Regions from separate parts of the Homo sapiens genome. Here region 1 is linked to region 2. A link is a loop called in an ENCODE intact Hi-C map of the cell type or tissue named here. Cell type or tissue: K562. All regions are shown on one strand. Each heading gives the region's core, and the rest is flanking DNA. Links, peaks and the distances in the headings are about the cores only. Region 1 has its middle 9.6 kb from the start of LINC02714. Region 2 has its middle 120 kb from the start of LINC02706.

Region 1 (2,922 bases), core at 202-2,701, 130 kb after region 2:
AGATGGCATGACTAAGTGTGGCCCGAGCGGAGACGGGGCGTTAACCCTCGTGCTTTCTGCATCCCTCACAGGTAAATACACAAATAGGAATGTACTCAGGGATGTTGCTTTGCTTCCGTGCTGGCTGGAATGATTAGATTATAAACTCCGAGCCTCAGAGCTGACTTCTGAGATTGGACCGGGGAGATTTGAGAGCTGAGAACAGCATTGTCTGTTGGATGCCAGGCTTTCAGATCCCAGGGAGGCCATGTGGGGCCATGAGAGCTGGAGGAGGGCCTGAGGCCATGACTTGGAGGCTCAACGTTTTCCCTATTGCCCCTGATGTGCCCGTCCTTCTTGGCCTCCTGCCCCCGTCCTTCCTTCCCACATGACCATACCCAACCCCGGATGGGGGCTGCCAAAGCCCCCGCAGGCCGGTGCTGGTGCTGCTGTCCACACAGGCAAGCTCCTGTGTGAGCCCCGAGGGACCAAGCTGCCTCGTGTGAGCTGTGATCCTGCAGGCGGGAGACAGATGCAGATGGACTGAGAGTGGGGGAGATGGGGGTTACACATGGTTGGACCATTGGCCGGCTGGGCACGGGCATTTATTGGGCGTCAACAGGGCCTGCACAGGCTGGGTGCCACCTGGAGTGTGGGGTAGGGTGATGAAAAGCAAATGGAGAAAAGCAATCTCTGCACCTGGGGAGAGGCCGCGCTGTCTGTGAGACAGGATGAGCACAGAGGCAGGACATGAGGATAAGTGTGGGCCTGAATCCAGTTTGTTGGCACTTTGGCCTCAGGGGGCCTGAGGAGCATGACTGGCTGACTGCTCAGTCAGCTCAGAGCAGGGGGTTTAGGGGCAACTTATAAAGTCTCCCCCGAGATGGGAACGTGGCGTCCAGATCTCATGCTGGATGCAAACTTACAAATCACCAGTCCCTTCTGAGGCTGAAGTCTCTTTAAGGATTTTGGTATTTTCAGTGTAAACCCTGGATGTATTTCAAACAGATGGGTTTTGGAAGGCTCTGTGGCATTTTGTGAGTGTAGCTATGGGAACACACGTTAAGTATATCTCTGTGCGGGAGGGTAGAGTGTTGCTCCACCCTTCTCTCTGCTCCCAGGCTTCGGCAGCTCACACAAGGTGGGAGTAGGGTCCTCCCGTGTGTCCCAAGCTCCCCGCCAGCCTTGCGTCTCGACAGCTCCGCAGTGCGGAAAACTCACCTGTCCAGCTCTGCGTCTGTCACTGTCAGGCTCCTGAGAAGGGGCCCCCTGCTGGATGGAAGAAGGGCAAGGCATGACCGGCAGATCCGCTGTACACGTCTCGCCCTAGTTTTCCCACGAGCAAACCTTTTTCAGGATTCAGGGCAGGTGTGGGATTATCATCTCCAATGTAACTCCCAATGCTGGCATTCTGTGGTCATATCATGCCAACTACTATACCCAGGTGCTGCTCTGTGACCAGGGAGGCTCAGGAATTGGGCACAAGCAATCTCGGGAAATACCTTTTGAGGATTAAATTGCAGTCGGACAGGTGGCAGAAACGTAGACATTCCATTTGTGATCACAAAAAAGATGAGGTTGGCAACACACCCAGAGAGAGGCTCATGGGACAGAAGAGAAGCAGCTCCTCACCTGACCTCAGCTGAGGTCACCAGGTGTGCTGTGGAAGCTCCCTCACCTGGGTCATTCAAAAGAGAAGAAAGTCCTTTGCATATGCTCTCTCTGTCTCTGTCTCTCTCTGTCTCTGTCTCACACACACACACACACACACACACACACACCAGCACCACACCACATAAAGAGTCAATTAGAGCTGACACCACTGAGTCCAAGCAGCCAGTGCAGAAGCACCTGGGGAGAAGTTACTGCTGCTGTCTGGCCTGAGGTCTCCCTCACCATCATCCAGCCAGAGTCTGCGGATCCCTGAGGGCCAGGGCAGCTGCATTGAAACTTTGCTGAGCACTAGCAGGCACAAGAGGGACTGATACACTGGACGCACTAAGATGAAAAATTGGAAGCTACTTTTGCTTTGAAAAAGAAAAGAAGAAAACCAAACCCTTGAACATGAACACACCAAAATGCTCCTGCAGCTGCATTCCCTGCGAACAACACATTTGCCCTCGGTTACTACCCTCAGTTAAATCTGTTAGTTGTTGTTTAAAGCTGGATTTTTTAAAAAAGCATGAAGATAAACTCTCTCTATTGTAACTGTGGGTGGATATTTACTTGAAGAACAGATCAATAGCTCGACTCTTCCTTTTCATAGACAGGTCTTGTTAAATCCTACCTCCGTGATGTGGTGTTCTCCGCTGTTGTTCAAGACCCAGGAAGCCCCCGGTGGCGTGGGTTCTGCTTCTGGAGTTGCACATTGGCCACACATCCGGTCTCCATCCCCCTTGGCTCTTTGACCACTGGCCACGCAGTTAACACCCCTAAGACTCAGTTTCCTCCTCTGTAAAATGGGAAGAATAACTCCTTTCTTTCAGTGTGAGAGTGAGTGTTAGCAAACGAATCTCTGTCACGTGGCTAGTGCTCGATAATTGTGGCCGTAATGATAACAAAACCACAATTCCGTCAGGCTCCCTCCAAGGGGAGGCTGTGGCAAGACGACTTCTGCTCCCTGGCGGTGAGTGAAGCTCAGACGCTTAGATGGGATTTCAGTGGAGAGCTAGTCTCCTCAGGAAACCTGTGAGCTCCCTCACCACAGGAAAAGAGATTAAAATGTGCCCTATATGGGCATACAGAGCTTAAAATGTGCCCGATATGGGTATAAACTGAATTAGACCGGGGCCTACTGTGGGCCTGCTGGAGCCCAAGGCAACCCCTGCCCAAGCTTCTCCCACTCCATGCAGGACCTGGGGGAAGGGTCGCTGGCAGCATGTTCCCAGCTGTGCCTTCGGGCTCTGGCAGCAGAAGGGGAGGCCAGGTCTCTCCGAGAGCCCC
Region 2 (2,922 bases), core at 166-2,665:
TCAGTATATGGCTAGATCACATTTTGTTAATCCATCTATCGATTGATGGACACTTGTATTATTTCCACTTCTTGGCTATCAAGTACACTTTTTTGGGTAGGAGTACATTTTCATTTCTCATATTCCTAGGAGTAAAATTGCTAGATTATACGGTTACTGTATGTTAAGCACTTTGACGCACTGCCAAACCATTTTCCACAGCACTGCATCATTTTACATTCCCATCAGCAATGTGTGAGGGTTTCCATTTTTCTAATTTCTCCTTTTCAACACTTAAATTGCCTGTCTTTTTCACTATAGCTAGTGGGAATTAGGTGATTTTGATTTGCATTTCCCCAATAACTAATGATGTCAAACATCTTTTCATGTGCTATTGACTATTTATTTATCTTCTTTGGAGAAATGTCTTTTCAAATAATTTGCCAATTTTAAAATTTTTTGTCTTTTTATTATTGATATTCTCTTAAAAATTATTTTTATAAACATCCTTTATATAGTCTGAATGCAAGTCCCTTACCAGGTATATGGGTTTCAAATACTTTTCTTATTTTATGATTTTTCTTTTTGTTTTCTTGATAGAGTCCTTTGAAACACAAAAAATTTTAATTTTGATGAAGTCTAATTTATCTTTCTTTTTTTGGTTGCTTGTGCTTTAGGGGTCCTATCTAAAATCCCATTGCCTTGCCAAGATCATGAAGATGAACACTATTTATTTTCCCTAAGAATTTTATGGTTTTAGCTCTTACATTGACAACTCAATCCATTTTGAGTTGATTTTTGTATGTTTTGAGGCAGCAGTCTGACTTCATTCTTTAGCATGAGGTTATCTGGTTGTCCTAGCACCATTTGAATCATGTTAGTGCCATTGTTGAAAATCAACTGACCATAAATGTAATGGTTTATTTCTAGACTCTCAATTCTAACATACATCTATATATATATATCTATATATATATACACATATATGCTAGTACTATACAGTCTTGATTGTTTAGCTTTGTAATAAGTTTATAATTGGAACATGTTCTGAATATCTTCTATTAACTCTGTTGCTACAGTGGGGAGTCACATCCTAAAGTATGAGATGGTTGAACATACAACATTTGATACTGAACAGATGAGATGACAGCAGTTTATTAGTCACATATGCTCACAGTCTGGGAAGGAAGATGCCACACATTATTCAGGGCCACAGGATGATTGCACAAAGAGCAGAGTGAACCAGCAGGGGGCAGTGCAGGTAGGCTGTGTAGTACCAGAGGATGGACTGCCCCTCTTGCCACAGGAAAATGGGGTTGGCTTGTTTGAATAATTTCATGGGCTGGCAGGGAACTGAAGCCTTTAAGGTTAAAAAGCCACCCAACCTGGTAATGCTGGTTTAGTTGGCAGGAGAAGAAGTATAGCAGAGAGCCTTTCCTGATGGGTAGGGGAGCATATCTGCTAAGAGCAGAGAGACTCATGGGCCTGTATGGCTCAGAGTTGTCAAGCAGTACTTGAAATTTTAGTTCTGAAAATACAGAAAGTATAATCCTCTTTTCCAATGTTGCTCTTCTTTTTCTAGATGTTATGGCTATTTTGGGTTTCCTGAATTTATGTGTGAATTTTAGAATCATCTTCTCAATTTCTTTAAAGAAGCCAGCCAAGATTTTGATATTGTGTCAAATCTATAGAGCAATTTGGGGCTTGTTGACATCTTAATATTAAGTTCTCAGATCCATGAACATGGGATGCCTTTCCATTTATTTAGATCTCCTTTAATTTTAATAATCTTCAGACTGTAAGTCTTGCATTTCTTTTAAAAATATATCAGACAAATTCCTAAGTGTTTTATTCTTTTGAGTGCTATTGCAAATAAAATTTTAAAAAATTATTTTTAATTTTTTTTTGTTGCTTAGGATTTTCTGTATACAAAATCTTATCATCTGCAATAAGAGATGGTTTTACTTTTTGCATTCTAAACCAGATGCCTTTTATCTGACACCTTCTGCCCAGTTGCCTTGGCTGGTAACAGCTGAAAACAGCAGACATTCTTGACTTATTTCTGGTCTTGGGAGAAAGCCTTCGGTCTTTCATTATTTAGTATGATTATCAGCTTGGGATTTTTGTAGATTCCCTTATCAGGTTGGAAAAGTTTTATTTTATTTCTAGTTTGTTGATTGTTTATATCATGAAAAGGTATTGGAATTTGTCACATACTTTTTCTGCATCTATTGAGATAAAAATGTGATTTTATCCTTTTTTATTCATATTGTGCATTACATTAATTTTTACGTGTTAAGCCAATTTTGCATAATTGGAATAAATCTCACATGATCATGGTGAATTTTTAAATGTTGCTAAATTTGGTTTGCTACTATATTATTAGAAAATTTTGCATCTCTCTTTATAAGAGATATTATTAATAGTTGTGTTGTATTCTTTTTCTCTCCCTTATGGGTCACATGTACCTGCTTATTTGCATGTTTACTAATTTTTGATTGCATTCTGGTTGCATGATATGTTACATTATGAATGCTTGGGTTTTATTGTCATCCTTTAAAGAGTGACAGACTTTGTTTTACAATCAAGTCATTTGTAAGTCAGTTTGATCTTTTTGAGGTCTATCTTTAAATGGTCTTAGGGAGAGTCTACAGTAATCTTCCCCCTAGGAAATTCAACCCTACAACTGAGGTATGTCTCCTCTGGCTCTTCACCGAATGTCTTGGGTGTTCACTAAAGACTCTTCACTGTGGCTGTTTGAAATTTACTGTAGACTGCATGTTTGTTTCCTGTCCTCCCTCCTGCTAAATTTGTAGGTTAAAACCTAGCCCTTAATGGGATGGTATTAGAAGGTAGGTCCTTTGGGAGGAAAGTCATGAGGATGAGTTAATCTCATACATGGGATCAGTGCCTTCTTACAAGAAGAGACAAGAAAGAACTTGC

Evidence for each region. Peaks named below come from ENCODE experiments on the same cell type or tissue, not always from the same donor. Only the 100,000 strongest peaks of a DNase experiment are listed, where the experiment ranks them.
Region 1: a loop joins it to region 2, with 4 times the contacts of the local background. A loop is called at or near these places in 2 of 110 quality-filtered maps.

Annotation. Positions count from the first base shown.
Region 1 is chr11:134,724,925-134,727,846 of GRCh38, forward strand. No RefSeq gene overlaps it. Among named protein-coding and RNA genes, the nearest start is that of LINC02714, 9.6 kb to the right of the region's middle. In K562, for the core only: CTCF peaks have their summits at 1,247 (motif pointing left) and 2,591; DNase peaks (open chromatin) are centred at 1,257 and 2,567; H3K27me3 peaks cover 1,309 bases.
Region 2 is chr11:134,591,355-134,594,276 of GRCh38, forward strand. No RefSeq gene overlaps it. Among named protein-coding and RNA genes, the nearest start is that of LINC02706, 120 kb to the right of the region's middle. In K562, for the core only: a CTCF peak has its summit at 1,236 (motif pointing right); a DNase peak (open chromatin) is centred at 1,247.